Linked DNA regions of Homo sapiens: region 1 is linked to region 2. A link is a loop called in an ENCODE intact Hi-C map of the cell type or tissue named here. Cell type or tissue: endothelial cell of umbilical vein. All regions are shown on one strand. Links, peaks and the distances in the headings refer to the core of each region. The heading gives the core; the rest is flanking DNA. Region 1 has its middle 230 kb from the start of DGKB. Region 2 has its middle 140 kb from the start of DGKB.

The links. A loop is a pair of places that touch in the nucleus more often than their neighbours do. Peaks named below come from ENCODE experiments on the same cell type or tissue, not always from the same donor. Only the 100,000 strongest peaks of a DNase experiment are listed, where the experiment ranks them.
Region 1: it touches region 2 in a loop (3-fold over the local background); 1 of 110 quality-filtered maps calls a loop at or near these places.

What each region holds. Positions count from the first base shown.
Region 1 is chr7:15,125,071-15,137,477 of GRCh38, forward strand. It overlaps a transcript of AGMO not described here. Among named protein-coding and RNA genes, the nearest start is that of DGKB, 230 kb to the left of the region's middle. In endothelial cell of umbilical vein, for the core only: no CTCF peak of the experiment used is centred there; a DNase peak (open chromatin) is centred at 5,811; H3K27ac peaks cover 2,376 bases.
Region 2 is chr7:15,036,188-15,048,594 of GRCh38, forward strand. No RefSeq gene overlaps it. Among named protein-coding and RNA genes, the nearest start is that of DGKB, 140 kb to the left of the region's middle. In endothelial cell of umbilical vein, for the core only: no CTCF peak of the experiment used is centred there; DNase peaks (open chromatin) are centred at 6,334 and 6,714; H3K27ac peaks cover 1,381 bases.

The sequences.
Region 1 (12,407 bases), core at 3,757-8,756, 89 kb after region 2:
ACAGTTGAGCTAGGAACCACCTACTGGGAGTATTTTTCATCGCATCCAAAACCAAGATACCTGTATGTGCAAGCTCTTGTCTGTTTTATAACCCATGCAAACAGTATTATGCAGTTTGTTCACTTTGAGAAGATATTTGATAGCTGCTTCTCCAGTTGAAATGTTGAACATTTAATCAGAAGGCAAGAGTTTGCCCTCAGAGCACAGAGGCTGGAATTGTGACTTCCTTCTTCCCTCTTCTGTGCCCTACTCACAGAATGACCAGTGAGGTTTGCAGTCTGCAGTTTGTGGCTAGAAGTGCAGTGGAGGTAGGCTTCTACTCAGACTACTACCAAGAGCCCCATAGCTTAATGCTAAGATGTGACTGATTTTGATATAAAAATCATAGAGTAATAACTTTTTAAATAACTTCCAACTTTTTGAAGTATGCCTCTGCCTCATCTACAGAATGCTTTAGCTATTATTACTCTCTTCCTGTGGCAATCCTCTCTATTTTTTTAAACACTCTTGCAATAGTGTTTATGCTTACCAGGTGTCTTCTGTTTCTCTTCCAGACAATACGTATATATGACCATCAGCTTAGAAAAAAGAGGCCTTAAGTAAACTAGCCAATCGATTGGTCCTTAAAGAATCAAGAAAGAAGATTCAACAATAGTTACATAAAAATTAGAAGGTGTTCTATCTCAAAAGGAGCAGATCCTAGAACAAGCAAAAATTAAATAGACATGGGTATGAATCCTAGCTCTGTCATCTATATGAGTTTAGACAAATTATTTAGTCTCTGTGAATCTCAATTTTCTTATGTAATAGAGAAATATCTCCTACATTTAAAAATCATTGTAAGCGTTAAAGAAAATATCTGTAAGTCACCAAATACAGCACCTGGTACTTAACAGGTACTTAATAGTATATTAATTAGTAATGAATGCTATTCAAATGCTAGGATTGCTTGTAACTAGCTTCAGGCATTTGGTGAAGTACCACAGTCTACTCCAAAATGAGCTAGGAGCTAGGCACACAGAAGCCTCCTTCAGATGAGACACACATAGCATAATAGAAACTACACTCAGTTTGAAATGAGAAGACTTGGGTTCTGATTTAGACATTACCACCTACTAGCTGTATATTTTCATAAAAAATACTTAAACTCTTTAAGTCTGTTTTTTATATAAAGCCAATGCTAACATTATCTTAGTAACATTTTAAATATAAATGAGGTGTTTGTATAATGGAGCCTACACTGTGAAGTTAAAAAATATGCAAGAAATGTAATCACATCCAAATTTATATGAATCATAGAGCATGATTATTGGCTAAAAACTATTAAGTTATTGTAGTTGCCCCTTACTGTGCTCTATTACTGCCTGTAATCATGGGAAATAAAGAATGTGTACTCCTGATAGTTACCTATGAAATAAAGTTCAAGTGATCAAATCCAAAAGTGAAAAATAAACTTGCGGACTAAGCTCTGATTTTTTTATAATCTTGCCCCAATTCCTGTCTAAGGGTCTGGGGAGTCATGCCCTACAAACCATAAATTCTCATCAGAAAGGTTTTATTTAACCGTGGATATTGTGACTTACTTTTCAATCTGACTCTGGCATACCAAGGAAGAAAATCAAAATATTTTACCCCAAAGCACGTTTCTCTGACATATCTTGAAATAACCCTGCAAAGCTGTCCCTTGTGGGAAAAATCCACATTCTATAGAGAATCCTCTTTCCCCTTGTTTTCCTTCCTTCCTTTTCAGATCCAAGGAATAATCAACTAAGAGCCAGGCACCCTTTTAGGTCTGATAAGAAACATTTTACAACCTGCTGTCTCTGAAGTCTGCTATCTGAGAGCTTCCTCTGCACAACAACACTTGGCCTCCACAATCCTTTATCTTAACCCAAACATTTCCTTTCTATTGATCCCAGGTCTTCAGATAAACTCAGCTAATTGTCAACCAGAAAATGTGTAAATTTACTTACAGCCTGGAAGCCCCCTCACCAGCTTTGAGTTGTCCCATCTTTCTGAACCAAACCAATGTATTTCTTAGATGTATTTGATTGATGTCTCATGCCTCCCTAAAATATATTAAACCAAGCCGTACCCTGACCACCTCGGGCACATGTTCTCAGGACCTCCTGAGGGCTGTGTCACAGGCCATGGTCACTCATATTTGGCTCAGAATTAATCTCTAAAATATTTTACAGAGTTTGACTCTTTTCATCAACAAACACATATAAATAAATGATTTTAAGACTCATTGTTGCCAAGGTATTCTTTTTATAATATGGCACCATTGTTGCCTTTTGTGTTGAAATAACAAAAATTTTCTCAACCTTAGAACTTAACGAGTAATACGTAAATAAATCTTCAGAAAAAAATTATCTAGTATATGTTGACAGTTCTCCAAGATCTTTTGACATTGAGAGCAAGCTTATTAAATTCACTCTAATAGAAGATACCAAGGGAAATACGTTCCAAATTAATGACTGTCTCCTTTCAAAGATCAGGTAATAATACTTCACTTAGCTAGTCTAGATAAAGAAGTCTAAATCATCCCATAACAAAATTCATAGATTAAAATTGAGGGATTACTGTAGAATTATTGCTAAGAATAGCTTTTCTAAAATTATCTGCAACTGGATTTTATATTTCTATTTAAGCAATATTCTTAAGTCAATATTTTAATGAAATCACATGTTCATTGTTCTATAAAGGCTTTTAAATATTTTATTCTGTGGTTGTAAATTTAACTTCTAATTATTTTTTGAGTTTTGGAAATGTAGTAAAAATAGCTTTTTTTAGAATCCATCTGATTTCATGTTTATTTCCCATATCTTCAGGAATTTACGGTGTTTTCTTCACCCCTTTCTCCATTAGTGACATGTTTGTTCCCTCCCTCCTTCAATTCCTGCCATCCATATTCATATAATTTCCCTAGTTCTGAGCCATTGCTTGTAGTTTGGATATACAACCACAAGGTTCATATTGAATTTTGTGTTTATTTCCTCCTCTCTGTTTAGAGCATCAGTCCTGCCTTTCTTGCCCTGAACCCTGCCAGTGCCACCCAAGTTTGCCTCTTGTTACTAGTGCTTCCTACTCTGGCAGACACCTTCAGAGGAGAAAACAGGTGGCACCAATCCAAACGAGTGTGATAATAGACGTGCTTGGTTTCCCAGGTAGACAAAGAAGCAGCAGCTGTGGTTATATCTCCATACAGCTGGAGAGAAGAAAGAAAGAAAAGGAAGAGATGAATTTAATGAAATTGAACAAACTCTTCAATTTCCCAAAGTCACCAGTACAATAGAAGATATGCTGGGTGAATTACTTTTCTAAAACAAATTTTAATTTATTTTTTTATTAGTAGTCACTTATCAGTGCCTATAAAACTGTTGTTTATATGCTTGCTATGGACTTTGTGATAATTCATTTGAATGCGTAATTTGTCTTAGTTCTTTACATAAAGCTTAGCTCTCTAATTGAAGACAAGATTATTTCTTATTGTTTATAAATAATTTTGGAATCAGTGATACTCAACTAAAATATATATAAAGTAAAAGTATATAAGTATATATATCTGTATGTGTATGTGCATATGTAGAAAAAAGAAAGTTACCCATTACATCTAATCTATGCCCCAGAAATAATCATTTGAAACAGTTTAAAATGTACCTTAAAACCAAGTGTAATCTAAAATCTTATGAATATGCTTTAAGAACATTAGCATGTAGTAGAAATAGACAATCAGCACTTAAATTAGCATGAGGAAAGCCTGTTTATTAAGAGCTTGCTGTAGCTAGGGAGTCAGCCAATGTCACTTTGCTATAGCTAGGGAGTCAGCCAATGTCGCTCACATTTGGCAGATACTCAAAGGCAGTCAGGGTTGTCAAGAGCTTTATAGTGAAAAAAGGAAAGGCTTCAGGTTTCTCCTAATTGGAGGCTGTTTGAATGCGGGTGGTGGTGGGCTTACTAGAAGTGGGGCATCCTATGTGATTAGTTGGGAAGCATGTTTGGCTTTCACTGGTTGATCCTGAGTTGTGGGCAGGTAAGAGAGGGGGAAAGGACAGGTGAGCTGAAGTCTTGGACCAAGTCAATCATCAAAGTATGATTGCTACATAAGTGTGGTTTGACTTCTGAAATTAGTTGCTGCAGAAGTTGTTGCTCGGTTTCCAGGGCTGGTTGCTACAGGGTTGTAGGTTAGTGTTCTCTTTTACTTATAGTGCCTGGCCATTGTTCAGTTGTATATCCAGCTTCTCAGTTAACACATAAATCCATTTTATTTCTACCATGTAGTTTACCAAATTATTTCAGAGAACATGTATAGGAAATCAGAAATGAATAAAATATAGGAAGATAATTCTATGTGTTTCACATCACATTTAAAGAATCTTTTTTGTGTGAAAAATAAGGAAAGGCAACTCATTCTGACCAATTTAGTATTTCCCATTGTTGTGACTTATAATCACAGAAAAATAATCAGTGTTAGAAAGGTAAAGTCCATATTACTAAAGAGTCACTTAAAAATATATTCTTTAAAGACAACAGCTCTCCTAGGAATACAAACAAAGTATTAGTGGCCCACCACCTGGGGCCAGGATGAAGTATTTTCCCTTAGGGGTAGAGAATTTCATATCCATCCAATTGCATTATGGGTGGTTTTGCCCTGCTTTGGAAGCATCTGGTGGAGACTGCTTCCCAAACAGGATATTGAACAAGAGTTCTGTTCTGGTATGACAATAACCACAGGCAGATCCTGCAAATATTCATTTAGTGATAGGGCCTGCTTAACTCAATACAGCCTTGTTGTCACTTGTCAGGTAAATCAAAGGCACATAGTGTGTATTAAATGCCTGATATTATCTAAGTGTATCAGCCATGCTCGAGTAATCCCAAGGGTTTAATTTAAAGAGAGAATTAGAAAGCCTGTATTGTATAAGAGTTGGGGGTCTAGGACATATGTTCCAGAAATAGGAAATTGCAAAGTGCTACATGCGATTCCTCCCCCTTTGCAATTTTAATATCTTAGTTTATTGGGCATATGAATCAAACTAGAAATATAGTTTTATTTTATTATAGTTAGCATAAAATATATTTAAAATTGCTCTCTGTCCACCCAGCTTTGTTTAGAGTAATGATTTTCAAATTATTATGATAATTATATTTCAGAACTCTTAATATTTATTTTCCTTTTTTTCTTTCATGTTTCAAAGTGTCATGTCTTTTAATCTCTCACTTACCCCACCTTTTTTTTTCTGACAATAGTCAAATTCTATTTTTATTATTTTTGTTATTGTTTTGCTTTTTTCTCTCCTAGAACTAAAAATAATTTTCCAGAACAAGACATTTTCTTGAATGTTAATAGCGTATTTTCAACATCTTTCTCCACTCCTCACTCTCCACTCAGGCCCCCTAAAAATGATAAGCCCTGGAAATTGTTTAAAACATTGTTCTATTACGATATTTCACAAAAAGGTTCTCTAATTGCTATAAAATGTGGCAAAGAATACTACAGCACAAGAAGTGGACAAGGAAAGGAACGATTGAAAATAGGGGAACAGATTAGGATATTAATAGTTAAATTATGTTAGCTATATAATTGTTAGAATTAATACACTTTGCTATTGGTTTTATAGTGAAGAATATTTTGTGTTTGTTAAAATATTGCTTAAAGGAATACAGAAGTGAGAAAATACAGTGTTGAAATGATGACATCACTTTAATCTCAGTGATATGTCTGGCATTTATGTGTGTGCTATGTATATATACAAAGATATTTATCAGGAGTGAGTAATACATGAGCAATGCTTTTCATTTTTTTCTTGAGCATTCCATCTGCTCTATTGTTTGAAATAATTAACTTCCTTTAACATAGAACCTTGGCTTATGAAAAAGAATTTTAAAAGATCAGAATAATTTATTAAGCTTCAAAAACTTTTGAGCTTCTAATTGCCAATAGCTATATCATTCTGTTTCAAATTTTTGCTTGTATTTCTGTGTGTGTGTGTGTGTGCATGAAACCACTTATGTAAAACAGGAGGCAACTTTGGAAACATATATCAGAAGGAGGCGTTCTTTTCATAGCCTCATAGGAGTCTCGGTTTAAACAATGATTTCATCAACATACAGAATCTTGTTGATCTGTAGAACAGTTTTCATCATTGACGAATAAAGCAGTATTTTAGGAAGGGCATAAAGTTGCTGAATTATTTGCAAAGTGGAGTTAGAGCTCCATAACTTAAAATATAACAGGATGTAATGCTAGTCATCCCTTGGACTCCAGAACTGGTTTAAATTATATTAACTCCTGGGCAGCACAGCTCCAACTTACAAACCTCAGTGCTTTTTCTCCCTCTCCTTATCTCCATTCCAATAAGGCATAAACAAATGAGTTGACTCTTGTTAGTGACAGGGAAATAATGGCGTGGACACCCCAAAGATAAGTTGAAATCATTTCTGCCTAGACTATGGCACAAGTTGTGGATGAAGATTACATAAATTGTTTGACTACTTAGCAGAATTTGTTTTTATCCTGCATTTTTCAGTGTTCCACAAATAGTACATGATATATTCAAAACAGGGCAGTTGGAGGCTAGTTCATTAAAGGGGCAATTTATAAATGTAGGGATAAGATGTAGAGAAAGACCTAGTAACAGAAAAGCTGTTATCACACTTAGGCTTAAAAAGCCAAAGAAATTAACACACACACACACACACACACACACACACACAAACAAGGTAGGAGTAATTCCTGGCACACATGGAAGCCAAAAGGAGACAGCTGGGTAGAGCAAGCTGCCATGAGAACAACTGCAATCCTGAGTTGAGGAAATGCAACCAGCCCAAGGCAACCCCACAGAGAAGGATCTAGAGTGATAAAAATTCTGAATCCACTCTCCTGTCTGCCTCCAAGCTCCTGCTGGACTCACAATTGTCCAAATCTTATCAGAAAGCGGGGAATTAGAACACTTGTAGCTGCATGCATACAGGCCAGCCTTCTGAGGCAGAGAGGAGTGGAGATGGGTGCATAAGGGATTTGAAGAGCCACACAGAAGATACCATGCAGCACTGGAATTATTACCTGGAGGACATCAAATGAAAATTACAAGAAGACAACTCTGGTGTTCGCTGATATTAGAGGAGTATAAAAAGTGTTGACTTTATTTAGGCATTCATGAATTCATTCAACAACTTATTGTTAGCATTTAAATGAAATACTTCAATATTTCAGGCACTACTCTCAGAGTTGGGATTCAGTTTTTATGAAGCTGATGGTGTGGGAAGACAAATACTAATCAAATGATATCAGCTAATAGTGCTATAAGGACAACAGAAAAATCTGATGTGACTTAGGGTTGCAAGTTTCCTTTTAGGTACAATTGTCAGTGAAGGTGTCTCTGAGGGGATGACACTAACTCCTGGGCAGCACAGCTCCAACTTACAAACCTCAGTGCTTTTTCTCCCTCTCCTTATCTCCATTCCAATAAGGCATAAACAAATGAGTTGACTCTTGTTAGTGACAGGGAAATAATGGCCTGGAAGGTGATACAAGCAAAGTGGATTTAACAACATGGAGGCAACTTGTGACATCAATTTAAAAATCTTGGGAAAGTGATCGTGGCTGAAGATCAACTGGGGTGAGCTGAAAATAGAATGTGAATCAAGGCAGTGAAGACTGTACTCAGATTTTAAGGAGGGAAAATTAAACCATAGATAAATGACAAAGACAATGTGAAGTCAAGGAAGGTTTTTCCCTTATTTGTTTTCATTTTACAACAGGGAGTTATTACAGCTTATTTGTCTGTTAAGAATGATCTGATTCAGGGACATGTGAAGAATTCAGGAGAAAAAGCTCACAATTACAAGTGCTAAGTCTTCAGAAAGGCAAGAGGGATGCAAGAGGGGAGCACGGTTATAATGGTCAACCTTTGACAGAACCATTTCACTATGAAAACAACTGAGAAGGGCAAGAATATGAGTCTAGATATGGTAAGCAATTACATTTACTGGGAAATTGAGCATTTCTTGTAACTTACTCCATTTTATCTATAAAGCTGTGTCAAATTAGCTATTTAGCTTTTTGAGAAGGTTTGAGGAGGGAAGAATAAATGTGACATAATCCTGTATGAGAGTGGGAAAGAGTATGCTAGGAAATGATTGACAAGCAGTGCAATAACCTATTTAGGAATTGCAGGCATAACTTCAGGACAGTAACTGTTCCTTTTGTGTAAGTGTCTGTAGCAATATCCAGCTACTCAGGTAAAGACAAAATGAAAGTGGACAATTGTTTTCAACAACTGAACAGGTGGAGACAATAAAGGAAGATGGCAAAAGTGCTGAAATGGTTTCAGTTGAGTAGTTATTGTACGGATCATGGACTCTAAGGAAGTAGGGAGGGAAGACAACAGGGAAGAGATAGAATGGAGAGAGAATACCATTAGCTGGAGGCTAAAATCATCAGTGAAAAAGGGATAAGGACCAAGAGGCAAGTCAGTGGCATCAATAAAAATAGGTAAGTAATAAATTCAAAGATATATGAGTCAAAGGAGCTAGGATTTTTTTTTGAAGTATAAAAGTGGACTTAAACAATTGAAGCTACGCAGAGGATGGTGATATATAGGAAAAGTGACATCATCAAGCCTATAATCCCAAAAACTAAATTAGTAACTGTTTTGCCTTTGTTACACCAGAATCCAACATTACCACAACCCAGGTGAGAGTTGGAGGTGAGAACGTCCAGCAGTGACACAAGTCAGCTGTTCTGCCAGCCAAGTGTTCACTCACACAGCTCACCAACACTTCAAATGCCGTGGATCTGAAACTGAACACCTCATCTTTGCCTCCAAACTGGCTTCTTTTCCCAAATATACTGTTTCTGACAATTGTTCCAGTTCTTAAGCACATAAACTTTTGCACACCTTTCTGTTATGGTCCCTATATCATAAATACCATCGAGAGTTTGAGAACACAATTTCTTAACTTTCATTTTAGGTTCGGAGGTACGTGTGCAGGTTTGTTACATGGGTAGACTGCATGTCACAGGGGTTTGATGTACAGATTATTTTTTCACCCAGATAATAAGTGTAGTACCTAATAGGTATTTTATTTTCTTTTTTCTTTTCTGAGACAGGTCTGGCTCTCTCACCCAGGCTGGAGTACAGTGGCATGATTTTGGCTCACTGCAACCTCCACCTACTGAGCTCAAGTGATCCTCCCACTTTAGCCTCCTGAGTAGCTGGGACCACAGGTGTGCACCATGCACCACCATGCCTGGCTAATTTTTGTAATTTTTTTTTGTAGAAATGGGTTTTCACCATGTTGTCCAGGCTGGTCTCAAACTCCTGAGCGTATGCAATACGTCACAATAGATTGTTTTCAACCCTCACTCTCCTCCCACCCTCCACCCTCAAGTAGGCCCTGGTGTTGGTTGTTCCCTTCCTTTTGCCCATGTGCACCCAAAGTTTAGCTCCCACTTAAAAGGCAGAACATGTGGAATTTGGTTTTCTCTTCCTTAATTAGTTGGCTTAGGATATTGACTGCCAGCTCCATCCATGTTGCTCCAAAGTACATGATCTCTTTCTTTTTTATGGCTATGTAGTATCCCATGGTTATATGTACCACATTTTCTTTATCTGGTCTACCTTTGATGGGCATTTACGTTGACTCCACGCCTTTGCTGTTGTGAACAGTGGAGTTGGGGTTTTTGAGGAAGGAAGGGGAAGAAAGCAGTTTGATAGTGAAATTGGGGAACATAAAAGATTTTCTGTAAAACACTTCACATACACGTAACTGAGAGCTAATGGCAATTTAACTAGGGAATTAAATCTAATAAAGTCAACAGTGGAAACTTTTAGTTTACACACGAATGACGTTCACATATTTTCAGTGAATATATCACTCCATGGTAACTCTCCTTATTTCAAGATTACAGATATTAAAAAAACTAAATTACTATCCATCTGATTCCAGGAATAAATTATTTGTAGATAAGTAAATTTTAAATTAGATATATAATATATATAACACATATAATATATAATTTCAAGTATATGCATATAAGTGGAGAACAATAACATAGCTAATCAAAATTTATTTATATGAGTTTGTGTGTGTGTGTGTGTGTGTGTGTGTGTCTGCGTGTGTGTGGCATATACGTGTGCCTATAGTTTTTTCTACCAATCTGATAGCTAAGAGAATTTTTAGCATGATAACAAAGACTCATTCTGAAAATGGAACCCGGGAAGCTATCGAAGCTGATCAGAATCTTTGAACTGCCTCTCTGTTCAAGGTATCCACCACCCTCTAAATGTGGAGAACATCACCTCTCAAATTAGCATCCAGTGACTTCTCTTCATGACTGTAACATCTGCCATGATAAATGAAACAGCCATATATTTTGACTTTATGAGTTTGTCTTCAATGTTTGGAAACAGGCTAGCTTAGAAAATGAATGAAAAGGGTTGTTTTAAATCAAAAACTGCATATTTAAATCACATAATACTGCTGTAAAATCTGTAGTTTTATAAATATTCATTAATATAGTAGTATATCAAATAATAAAAACTTAGGATAAGAAGGAATTATATCTGATACCAAAGTCCTATTCCTCAGAGGACTCTTAAATGTTTCTGTTTTAATTTCTTCTGGTATTCATCTTCATATTTCAAGATAATCTGCTTATTCCTCTATTTCTTAATATGTCAACTTTAGACAATATTCCAACTTTAAACAAATGCATTAATATTCCCATAGGAAAGATGAGGACTTTTTTTTTCCTTTTACTTTCCCTTCTTCCAGCTGTCTTTCTTCAAATACTTGCTACTTATTATTTTAAATGTTCATTTTTAAATTTTGTATTTTTTAGTCATGTAATGAAACAACTATGTTTTTCTCAACATTTAATATTATATTTTTTCTTTTCTTTTTTTTTTTTTTTTGGTTTTTTGTTTTTTGAGACGGAGTTTTGCTCTTGTTGCCCAGGCTGGAGTGCAATGGTGTGATCTCAGTTTACTGCAACCTCTGCCTCCTGGGTTCAAGCGATTCTCCTGCCTCAGCCTCCCTAGTAGCTGGGATTACAGGCATGTGCCACCACGCCAGGCTAAATTAGTATTTTTAGTAGAGACAGGGTTTCTCCATGTTGGTCAGGCTGGTTTTGAACTCCTGACCTCAGGTGATCTGCTTGCCTCGGCCTCCCAAAGTGCTGGGATTACAGGCATGAGCCACCGCGCCTGGCCTAGTATCATATCTTGATGTGTCACATTGTAAAAAAGGGCTACAAGCTCCCTTACCCTTTCTTGCACCTTTCCTCCCTGCTTTTTATCTCCTAATTACTGTCAGCTGCACTATTCCATTTATATAATCAAGGTATTTACACCCACATTCCTTTCTGCAGTTGAGTCATCATTGCTTTAGCATTGGTTGACTCTAACATCTGTATTTTTTTTTTAAAAGGAGCATTTACATTATTACTAAGATTCCATTCTTCACTAATAGTGTGTTGGTATTATGCTCCTTCTCCATTGGGTCCAAAATCTCAGTCTCTGGAGCACTTGAAAATTGAAGTTTTCTGCATGAAGGAAAAATAACGTGTTTTCTTACAGTTCATAAATTGTTTTATGCCACATTTTTTTTTGCTGTATACGGCAGCAATTAATTCCTAATAGGACCGCCTTTATTGTTGTGTGATGTGTATGTGTGTGTGTGTGTGCACGCGTGCGTATTTAAGAGTCTCTTGGTTTTATTTTCTTCCACTACCTATCTCTTGTCAAGTTTTCCCCCTCCAGAATCCTCCTGTGGGATGGTTTACCTTCTAGATGTGCTATACAGGTGTTCCACAGAGGTTTCCCTACACTGAAATTCTAGCCTAAAGACTGTTCTCTAGGTTCCATGACTTCTTCTCCCTTAGTTTAATTCTTTGGCTTGCCAAATCCTATTTTCATAAGATGCCAATAAGATATTCCAGAGATGTAAGATTCTCTGGTTTTGCATGTCTGAGAATGATTTATTTGTTTACATTCCGCAGTTGGTTGTGAATTTTCTGGTTATAGAAGCCTAGGTTCAAAATTATTTTATCTTAGAATTTGAAAGCCTTCTTCTACAGCCTTCAAGTATTCATGGTTTCTGATATTTCTTACACATTTGTCGGTAACTTGTATCTCTAGAAAGCTTTGCATATTCTTTTCATCAATGCAGTTCAGAAACTTCTGAATGATGTCTACTGGAACGATTACTTTTTTATACGTTTTCCTCAGAAACTCCTGGATACTTTTTATCTGATAATGTATTTTCTTCAGTCATGAAGATTTCTCTTTGATTTTTATTTGTTATTTTTCCCTGTCCATAATTCTTTGATTTCTGTTATTCAAATTGTTAACAGTTTAGTGTTGTACTTTCAGTACTGTAGAGAATTTTGAAGAATA
Region 2 (12,407 bases), core at 3,479-8,478:
TCCGTAATAATGTAAACTGATCCCCTTTCCCGATTGGGATAGAAAATAACTCATTTACTATATCTGTGGCTATGTACCACATACCTAAGACACATTAATCTGCTCTAGCAATAAACTACATGAGCATGGGTGCAGGTCTACTTCTTGGAGGGGTTTGGTAGTCTAGTTATACTTGAAGATCTATCTAGCTTCTGCAGAAACCATACTTACTAATGTAATGGAAATATATAATAGAGACAACTGCCACGGTATTTTTAAAAATATTTCTGCTAATATCCTCATAGAGATAATGGCTGGAGTATAATTCAGATAATTCGACTTGTTTTTTGCTACTATGATAGCCCTTAATCTACAGGCTAAGAAACCAATATAGTGGTTACTCCAGCTGTGGTATGTGTCTGTAGCAATTCTACATTCCAGAATTTTGGAAATGGCCCCTAGTTGGGTCTATAGACACAGTGGATCTACCATAAACTCAACCTCAACCAGACTCTACATATTACCTAAGCCCTTCATCCCCCAACTAGAATAACATTTCAGATTGCTAAATATGTATGTTAACTCGTTGTTCCCCCATGTGGAGTTACCCTAGTAAATTCCATAGGTCTCACTGGAAAAAATCTGGGTGTTTTATAAGATTTAATGACAATTTTGATGGTGGAACACAACACGATGACACCACAGATGCCATTGATGAAACTGTAGATGAAACTATAAATAAAACTGCAGGTGAAGGCGAACTCTTTGTTGCTTACAGCTTCATACAAAGCAAGGCTGCAGGAAGAGCCACACAGGGGGTTGCACCAGTGACATTGTAACAGCAAGCTCGGGCTCTACAGGGCAGCTTACCTACAGCAAGTGTGGTAGGGTTAGTTAGGTTTTCTGGGCTCTCTCTAGATTGGCTAATTTGAATGATTTTGCAGGCTCTGGATCATAGGTGTTGTCCCTAATTGTCTGTCATCTGGCTCTGGGACAATTAGGGACTGAATAGTGGCCCAGAGTTTAAGAGCCTAGTAAGGACAGTGGTTGGCATATGAACTTAAATCAGCTTCTCAAGAAGGGATACTGACCAGAGCTTCAAAAGTGGGTCAAGAAAGCTTTTTTTAAAACATGAAAACAAAAACCCAGAACAACAAAGCAAACACACACATTCACACACACACACACACACACACACACACACACAAACACTAACGGGAATCATTACAGTACATACTACTCACAGTTTTAGAGGGTCCTTCTTCCTGGGGAACCATTCATCTCCTCAGTCAACAGGTTGTAAGTCTGAAAAGTGGTTTGAGTCCAGGAAAATTGACAAGGGATGGTTACATTTTAGCAGTACAGTGCTTTTGTGATTTATTCTTGCTTTACTTAGATTCTATATATTAAGCAATACCTTGTTAATAGCCCCTCTGTCTTGCCCCCAGGGGCACCATATTAACTTAATTGTCTCCATAACTTTCTGAATGTCAGATACCCTAGGCTGCACTCCAACCTTGTAAATAATTATAAAATTGTGACACCTCTGCTTCCCCTCACACCCAGCTTTATTTATTAAGCACCACAACAGGATCTCTATCGTTTCACAAACTCATCATCCTCATCATTATTAAATGAGTCACACTCTGTGACAGCCTTTTTTGTAGCCCTGGAAGTGCAAAGGAGAGGCATCACTGAATTTCTTAGTAATATTAGTGTCCTTTTTACCGTTGCATTGTTGGTGGTCTTGGTGAATTGTGTGTCTGTCTTTTTCAGAAATGTCATCTTTTGGTGGAGCATCTGGCTTTACATAGAATATATCCACTCTTCTCGCTCACCTTCCTGAGCCTTTTAATCCATTTCTCCATTTCTGCCAAGGCATCTGACATTTCAGCTTGGTTCAACAAAACCATCATTTTCTTCAGGCTTTTAGTACCACTCTAGGAGGAAATTTGCTGGGGCGCTTGCTATGATATTAAATTGCGTATCCCAAGGAGGTCCAAATTCAATAAATCCTCCTTTATCTAATCTTTTTATATATCCTCTTTATCAAACTTTCTCAAAATCTAGTTTCACTGATACTCCTCCAGCTCCTGCCACTACTTGCCAGCTAATTATAGCTCTTCTGACAGAGTCCCCTACCTCTGTAGGGGTATGTAGCAGGCTCTCGGCTAAGATATGCTGCTACTTACTTCTAGCCACTGGCTTTGAAGACAGGACAGATAGTGAGGGCAGATCCCTCACCATCTAACAAGGTTAGCCCTGTTACTTTGCTTGAGAGAGGCTTCTGCAGTGTCTTCCCACACAGGGAAATCACAACTCTTAGTGGGGAAGGATGGGCCACCTATACAGTCTCTGATGATTCCGAGACATCTGGGAAGTTGATAGCTTTGGGTTCATTTACCCAGATCCCATGTGTGAGAGACCTAGGTTTTCTCAATCACAGCCATAGCTTTGGCATAATAGACCTGCTTTAGCTGAATATTCAAATGTCATTCAAGCTTGGCCATTCTATTAAATTCTGAGTTTGTCTTTAGCTTTTTATTTTCTGTCCCTGCAGAATATTAGGGGTCCTGGCTTTTACACTTAGTTTTCAAGTATTCACAGTTTTTAGCTTTTCAGTATCTTTCTGCAGGTTAGCAATGAAATTTAATAACAAATTCCATTTTTTACCTTGTATGCATTGTTTTCTCTGCATTTTTAATAACCTGAGTCATTGCACCAGTGACATGGCGAAATGTTAGCAGTTGGACTGCAAGCTTGAGCTGGGGACTATCCATAACTCACAGTTCACTCGATATGTGGTTCTCATTCCCAGTTAGGCACTAAGTGATCCAATTCAAAAACCTCAGTTCTAGTATCATTGCATCCTCCTGGAAACAGATACTGACTGAAATTAGGACTACAAAAGTTATATTGGGCAAACACACCTGGGAAAGGGAATAAGAAGAAGCAGGAGTGGGCAAGGACAGCCATCAAACCATGAACGAGTTAAAGCTGTAGGGCTACCTATAGTGCTTGCAGCTGGGTAATGAGTCTAATGCTTGAAGGAAGAAAGATCTTAGTGGTGAATCTCTATATCTGCCATAAATAGCTAACTAACCAACTAAAGAATGAATGAATTAACGAATGAATATTTCAGCAGCAATGATTTTACTAGCAAAGGAACATGTCCTGGGTAATTCCATGACATACCAATGACCAAAGATAAAATTAGATTTATCCTATAGGTCATGACATTACGACTTCGTGCAATGAAGAGAAGCAGATCTCCTGATGTTAATTAGAGAAGCATGGGTTATATGGCAAATTAGAAGCCATTTTCAGAGTGATCCTTAAGAACAGGCACACCATTGGTCTTGTTGTATATACATTATTTATATGTAATTCAATATCATAAGTGCTGTTTTTCAATGTTACAGTTCATTGAAAGTACCACATTTTGCACAATTGCCACTGTTTTTGTGGGGAGCACTTTTTGTGTTATATATATATAAACCAGACTTACAACTCCTCATGGAGACACAGGACACAGCAATTGGGGAAATGAGTAAGAAAGTTAATAAACTCATCTACAGAGGATGCACCAGGAGCATGAAAGGCCAAACAATTTTAAAGAGCCATTTACAGGCCAGGTGCGGCGGCTCATGCCTGTAATCCCAGCACTTTGGGAGGCTGAGGCAGGCAGATCACTTGAGGTCAGGAGTTCAAGACCAACCTGGCCAACATGGTGAAACCCCTTCTCTAATAAAAATACAAAAATTAGCCAGGTGCGGTGGCACACGTGTAGTCCCAGCTACTCAGGAGGCTGAATCACTTGAACACAGGAGAATCACTTGAACCTGGGAGGCGGAGGTTGCAGTGAGCTGAGATCACACCACTGCACTCCAGCCTGGGCGACAGAGCAGGAATACGTCTCAAAACAAACAAACAAATAAAAAACAGATGTTTACAGCGAGCAGACAAGGGACAGTTTAAAATAATATACTTGTGGTTGGTGGGGAAGAAGTGAGGAATATCATTAAGACTGCATAAAACGCAGCTTTAGAGAGTAACTCCAGAAACAGAGAGTGTCACAGACTGAGAGCTTACCATGTAGAAAAAAAAAGTCATTTGAGAATATCATTGTCTATTTAGAGAAAGGGAGTTATAAATTGAAATCCAGTGTTATGTTTGCTAAGACAGGTCACCTGGGAAGGAGGAAGATCATGCAATTAACAAAAGCAGAGACAAGTGTGTTTTCTGCACGTTTTTCCGTTTATTTTCCCAAGTTGGTGGATTTGAGGCAAAATCAACGGGAAGACTGGGATATAATGTTTCTAATCAGACAATCAGAGTGCTCTTTTTATAATCAGCCACAGAGAAGTATGAGCATCTCTGTTTCTCTATGGGCGGATTTTAGGGTAATATCAGAGAAGGCAAAATAATTTGAACAGAAATTTGGAGCTAGATATTTCATAGAATGCTCACATTAGCATATATGTTCAGCCTGATATTGCAAACATTTGAAACCTATTTTCAGCTCCAATGTTGTTAGTATCGTGCTCTACAAGCAATTTTCTTATTACAGTTTGGCTTTTCTCAGAAACTATTTACAGACATAAAGAAGGCATAAAGTTGTTTAGTCCCTGAATAACAGCCTTCATAGTTATCAATGTAAGCCAATAAATTAGTATTTTTGTTATAGTCACTGACGTCTGTAAACTTAGCTAATTGATTCTACCTGTGAGAGACATCCTGCCATTTGATGTGCTCAATGTCAGATTTCTTAATCTATCTGGATCAAAGCCAGTGTATGAAACACACTGATTTCTCCAAGATAAATTCCTATTTGTAGGGTCTGAGGAGCATGCCATCCTAGATTCCTTACTCCTTACATTGTGAGACATCTTTGAAATTTTCACATAACTATTAATATAAATAATTACTAGAACTTTCTAGGACATAAATTCTTTAAGTTCAGAGGACTTGACTTTATTCACTGACATATCCCAAATACTGAGAACAGTGCCATGCATAGAGTAAGCATTCAATAAATTTGTAAATGCTCACTCTCATTAAATGAAATTGTTGCTATATATAATTTTAGCATACATAGAGACAAACATATTACTATAGATAATTTAGGACTATGGGTTTATTTTCTTTGTACCCTTGAATGAGTCCCGGGGATCCCAAACGATAAAGCAAAACACCACTCTCTACTCTGGAATTTATTATGATATGCAACGTAGATTGGCAGCTCTTAAAATAACAGTTAACATTCCAACTTGGTGAGTTTACTATAAACTGTTTATTTTATTCACTTATATTTTCATCCATATTACATTTTATCGAGGATGGTGAAATATTTCCATGTTAGATGCATTATTTCCTCTTTGGAGGAATTTTCCAGGTGTTGAGGGCTTTCATGGGTGAGATCGTAATTTTCAGTATAATGGAAAAGTTAATACAATCAATTCTTACCTTATGAGTGAGTACAGAAAAAGGTTTAGCTCTTATGAAAGCTGAAACAACTGGCTTAAAATTTTCTAATTCTCTTGTGGTTATAAAATGCTTCCGAATTCTAGCATGTGATATACTTTCAAGTATTCCACTATAACAACTTTACTAATACAAAAAAAAAAGTTTACATTAGTCACATTGTAAATGGTTTCTTAGACTTCTTTAAGCTTGTCATTTTTCTAAATATTTAAAGAAGACTGAACCACCTTTCAAAGTGAAGTACTCTCAAATAAGTAAATGAGAGTAAAAAAAATTAGTGGAGGGGGCTAAAATTTGAGTGTGGTTGAGAATCGTCACAGTGATTGTTTCTTGTTGTTCAGCATGATTCTCCCCTGTGCACCTTCTGACAAAAAGCCCTGACCCTGGGTACAGTAGTGATCACAGAATCCAGGGATAGCCAACAATAATGCCCAAGCCTGTGACCCAGCAGGGTCAATCAATGCCCTTCCCTGGAATTTGCCTCTGGGGGTCGGGGAAGGAAAGAGGAGTATATTTCTGTTCTAGATGTTAATCTTTGTAAACAAGGAACTTGGAACAGCCATTATTACAAGCCACAAAGTAGATGAATGTCAATGATGGGGAGCAATACAGAAAATGAAATGGAACTACGTGACAGAGAAGATCAAGAGGAGAGCAGATTGCAAGGGATCTACTTTGCAAGGGCACTTTGTTGTCATCTGGGGTGTCTGGGAGGCCTTCCACTAGGAAGGGAAATTCAGGTCTTCACTCTTGATCTCACCCTTCCTGCTGCAGTTTCCTTCACTTTGCCTAGTCAACTGCTACTCATTCACAGGTCAGCTAATCATCCTTTCTCCCTGGAAAGTTTCTTTGTCCTCTATAGTTAGATGAAATCTCTTTATTACACTGTTAGGATATGTTTTCATACCACCACATGCTTTTCTTTTGGAACACTTTCTCAGAATTGCAAGTTAATTTGTGCAATAATTTGCTGCTTTTTGTTTGTTTGTTTGTTTTTTTGGTCCTTGGACTATAGTATTGTTGAGGGCCAGGGCGCATGTCTGAAGTTACTCCCCAGTATTATCACAGTTACCTGGCACATTGTACATGATAAATATGTTTCCTGAATGAATAAAGAATAAAATATAAATGTGAAACTAATCTGGTTGTGAAGTAAAAGACCAAGTATTTTCTAAGCAGAGGAAATAGTGTACATGTAAAGACTCCAAACACATTAGAGTCTTATCTCAATGAAGAAGCTGTTTAAAAGAAAACCACAGTGAGTGGAAGAGAGATAATGAAAAGGGTGGAAACACTGGGCAAACTTTGAAGAGTTTTAAGCAGAAAAATGACATAATTTATTTGTCCCATTATTAGGATCTCTCTGACTACTGTATGGAAAATGATTGGAATTGTGTTGGGTGGATGTAAGTAGAACAGATAGGAGGCTGTATATGGATCCAGCAAGAAAATAACTGGAGTTAAAGTGGGATAGTGACAATGGAGATAGAGAACCAAGAATATTAAAGGGTGTTTGAATGAGAACATATAACATTTATATTTAACAAGTAGGGCAGTCCAATATTTTTATTATAACTGGCTAGTGCTCTCTTTTAGCAAACAATGTCAATTTTCCATTTACGTGAAAACTACTCGATACATGCTTCTAAGCTTAGGTTATTTAGTGCCAAGAAAACAGAAATGAGGAGTAGTAGCAATAAATGAGTGGAAAGTCAATTATTTGCTATTTAAATTCTTCAGGTATTCAATTTTATGGAGGTTATGCAACCAGCTAAGAAAGCAGCCGATTCATAAAAATGCATAAATGCACTTCATAATGTTCAGGATATGCTCACTTATATTTGGCTGTATTCATAGTAAATTCCAAAGCTTAAATCAATAGGTACACAAATTAGACATACTATACTGAAAGTTTTGTTTTATAAAATATGAGATGCTTAATTCTATTAGCCATGAAAAAATGTTTAGTGTGAAGCTCATGTTAATAAAAGCTCCCAATAACCAGGGAAAGTCATTAATGTTTTTAAAGAATATAGACAGTTTCACTCTATCTTTTGTTATTCTATTGACCATTAGTCAACAGTTGAGAATCAGGAATTTTATCATGATTCTAAAATTAATTTGTGCAGCAGTCATATTTTTAGATAACAACTGTATAATAATGAAATACATAGGTCAAGATGGATGATGGAATACTTGGAATTTTCTATGATCTTTTTGAGAAAACCTATTGAAATGTCAAAAATAAATCCTAATAAAACATCTGTGTTAGTGTTAACAGCAGTGAACCCACACAGGTTTGCAGCAACTTAATTCTTGCCTCCTCAAAGGAAATAAGTTGTCTGAGGGGCATAAGGCAGAGTGAGAGACCGAAGCAAGTTTTTGAGCAGAACTGAACGTTTATGAAAAAGTTTTAGAGCAAGAATGAAATGAAGTAAAGCACAGTTGGAAGAGAGCCAATCGGGCAACTTGAGAGATCCAAGTGTGCTGTTCAGCCCTTTAGTTGGGGTTTTATATATTGGCGTGGTTCCAGAGATTTGTGTCTCTCCTCCCGGCATGGTTCTGGAGATTTGTGTCTCTCCTCCCTGGATGTTTCCTTGGGTGAGCTGTTCGCATGTGCAGTGGTCTGCCAGCACTTGGGAGGGGCTTTAAGTACACTAATTTTTGACTGTTAGCATCTGCCTGTATCCCTGAAATAAACCCAACTTGGTTTTGATGTATTATGCCTTTTTTATGTTTTGGATTTTGTTGGCAAGGATCTTAATATCTATGTTCATGAGAAGATCCACCTGCAACTTTTCTTTCTTTCACAGCCTTTGTCAGTTTTGATATCAATATTATGCTGGCCTCATAAAATATGTTTGAGTACTCTTTTTTTTTTCTATCACATGGAATATCTTGTGTAAATTTGGTACTTCTTGACTTACCAATGAAGTCCTCTAGTCTGCTGTTTTCTTTGTAGAGAGGCAGGCATCTGTTTGTTTAATATAACAACTTTATTGAGGCATAACTCACACACCATACAATTCACACATTTAAAGTACTCAATTCAATGTTTTCAGTATCCTTCTAGAGTGATATAATTATCACTACAGTCAATTTCAGAACATATTCATCATTCTACAAAGAAACCCCATATCCATTAGCGGTCACTCCCCATTTATCCTCAACTCCTCCAAACTTAAACAACCATGAATCTACTTTCCAAATGTGTGGACTTCCCTATTCTAGACATTTCGTCTAATTTAAATCATACAAATTATGATCTTTTGTGACTGGAATCTTATCATTTTAATGTCTTCAAGGTTTATCTATGTCATGGCATGTATCACTAATTATTTTCTCTTTATTACCCAATAATATCACATTGTATGGATATACCAAATTGTATTTAACTATTAATATATATATCAGCTGGTAGATAGCTGGATTGTTTCAATTTTTTGGTTAATATGAATAATGCTGCTATTAACAATCATGTATAAGTTCTTGTTTGCATATATTTTCCCCTTGCTTTTGGGTATATACCTAGGAGTAAAACTGCTTGGTTTTATGCTAACTAAGCATACCCTTTTGAGTAACTGTCAAAGTGTTTTCCAAAGTGGCTGCACTGTCTGACATCCTCACAGCAATTTATGAGTGTTCTGACTTCTCCACATCCTCTCCAAAACTTAGTACTTTTTCTTCTTGATTATAGTCACCCGAGAGTGTGTGAATTGATATCTCCTTGTGATTCTGATTGGCATTGGTGTGATTAATCAAATGTTGAACATGTCCTTATTGGCTCTTTTTGGAGTAATGTCTATTCAAACCCTTTGTTCATTTTTAAACTTGGTTATTTGTCTTTTTCTTGTTTCTTTATTCATTCTGGATACAAATCCCCTATCAAATATATGATTTTCAAATATTTATGATAAATGGATCCATGATTCAAGAAGAGGAAGTAGACATGCATGTTAATGTACCTAAGAACAGAGTTTCAAAATATATTCAGCAAAAATGGACAGAACATATATGTGGTGCAGGACCCAGATATAAGACCCAAAAAACTATTCATATGTGCCGTCATAACATTTTGGTAAAATAAAGACTTGCATGGCTTAACTGCAAGTTCCCCTTTCTATAAGTTTCCTAGTCTAGGGGACCAGGCAGAATTCCTGCTTATCTCTGAATAGGGGATTTCATTTCCCTGCCAGCCCACGGAATTATTCAAACAGGTCAATCACATCCTTTAGTGGAAACAAGGGGTCATCTCACCTTCTTGATACTACAAAGCCTGCCTCCCACAGACCCTGCCTGTTCACTCCATTCCCAAGTGTAAACCCTGTGTGGCAAGCAGGTCCTCCTCCCACAGGCTGTGAGTATACGTGACTAACAAAGTGCTGTAGATCGCATCTGTCCAGTGTCAGGTGGCATGTGTTTGGCCATCTGCTTAACCCTAGGGTGAAATCCATCCCGCACCAATGGGAAGAATTTGAGGCAATTAAAACAATTGGCATAATGAACAGGATGGCCCAACCATAACCTAGGACACCTGGTCAGCTTTAATTAACTGTTCTTTGCTAACTAACTTGTTCTGTGATACGGTGAAGCCTTTAGAGACAGAATCGCCAATTACTGGTCGGTTTATGCTTTTGTCTGTGCAGTTTGTTACCTTTTTTGAGTTTTTCCATCAATTCCCACCCTAAAACACTCTTCTCCCTAAGACCAGAATTGTTATTAATTGACTATACCTTAACATAGCCTAATGTCAGACTGAGCACATGTTTGGCAAGTCAGAAAGGCAGTGATAACACAGGGCCTTGACTAACCTGTGCTTGAGTCCCACTAAACAGAGGACAGACTGGAGCTCTTTGCTCACTGCATCTGTCCTGGTGATGGTCAGTGGCAGTTTGGGACAGCCATATCAATTGGCATTACAAACAGAATGGCCCAACAGAATGGGATGGTGGATAGGTGGGGATAGGACCAGTAATGGACCTTTGTGAGGCTTGTGTGAATGAAGGTGACCACCACTCCAGAGAGAATTAAGTGTGGCACTTCATTGCCTAATGTGAGCCATTGATGTTCAGGCAAGGGTAGTGGCTTTGCTCATCTTCGGTGCTTCTGCTTCTTTTGCTGTTGTCCTGTGTTGTTCCCTGACCTCCCAGGGTAATGAGGTGCCCAACCATGGAAACCTGTGGCGCAGACACTGATGAGAAAAGGGGAAGGAGAATGCACAACCCCTAGCCAGTGTGTCTAGGCTTTGCTTAGTAGTGCTGCTTACCAGCAGACCAAAGGAATAATCTTGCAGTCACAAGCTCGATGGCTGCCACCCCCAGCAAGACAAAATGAAATTATGACTGTGAAGCTCTTACCTGGGAAGATTGACTGGCACTCCCTGGAGAAGGAGGGAGGCACTCATGAGGGCAACTGTTGGGCTCCTGGGTTTTTCCCTGTAACCACCCACAATGCACTTTGCACCCTGAATAATCAGACAGAAATAGAAACTAAAAGTCATGATTTATGTGATTAGAAATTCAAAATACTCTGAAGGAATGTGTACAGAGAGAAAAGAGAGGAAGAAAAGGAAGCCTGCACTGCAGAAAAGGCGAGGCCATAGCAGAAGATGGTTACAGTGCATCAATATCTGGTTTATGAGCCCAGCACTCTAACTGTGCCACTCTGCTGCCTTTGTCTCTCTTGCAACAAACATCCTGATTCTCTGGGTATTAGGGAAAACACCCCAGACACCACTGAGGCACAATAAGAGTTCATTTTAGTTTGACTTAAGCTCGAGGTCCTTCATCCCTATAAAGCAACTACTGCCACCAAAGAAGTCTCTAACCACAATGATACTGATTTGAGGCTCTCTGGAGGAATACATTTATCAGTATGAGTGGAGTAGAAAGGAACCCTGCACCCCACACACACTCGTGTAAATACAGTGACAAACATGGACAACAAAAAGAGAAAGGAAGGAATGAAAGACGAGGGGAAAGGAGGAAGAAACCTCGATAAAGAAGGAGAAAACAAAAAAACTAGAAAAAATAGGTGCACACATTGACCCAACTGGAAATCCAAACTTTACTAAAATAATTTGTACAACAAAAATATAAAAGGGAGTTGATTAGCTTTTGCACCTCTACAACATAGGTTCCAAATTAACTTTACCATCTACTAAAATGCACTAATAGCATTTTGCACAAACCTTCACAGCTTTAATTAATACTAGGATTCAAATTATAGTTATAATTGAAGATTCCACTAAAGTTAAACATGACAACTCCTATAATTTTAAGAAAAAACGCTGAATATAAAATAGAGAATAAATAGGTATGCCACGATGTCCTAACTGCAAATTCTCCTCTGACCCCTCCTCCCAAAGATAAGGTCCACAGCCAAGCCACCCTTCTTTTCAGAGGAACTAGGCACAGTTCCTGTTTAGGCTTGGGTTCTCTCTTTCTCTCTCAGAGACTGCACATAAATTATGTATACAATTCCATGACTTGGACATATGCACACACCTGTGAAACTGTCACCAAAATTAAGGAAATAGACATATACATCACCTCCAAATGTTTCTTTTTGCCTTTTTTTAAAACAAGAACACTTGACATGAAATCTACTCTCTTAATAAATTAAGTGTGCAATAAAGTATTGTTAGACATAGGCACGATGTTGTACAACAGATCTCTAGAACTTACTCATCTAGCATAACAGAAACTTTTATTTATTGGCTAACTCCCCATTTCCTCCTACCCACTGTCCTTGGCATTCACCATTTGATGCTTCTGAGTTTGACTATTGTAGATACCTCGTATAAATGGAATCGTGTTGTCATGTGTCTGTCTTATTTCATTTAGCATAATGTTTTCCAGCTTCATCCATGTTGTCACCAATGACAGGATTTGCTTCTCTGTTAAGGCTAAATAATATCTTATTGTATGAACTCATCTCTGACT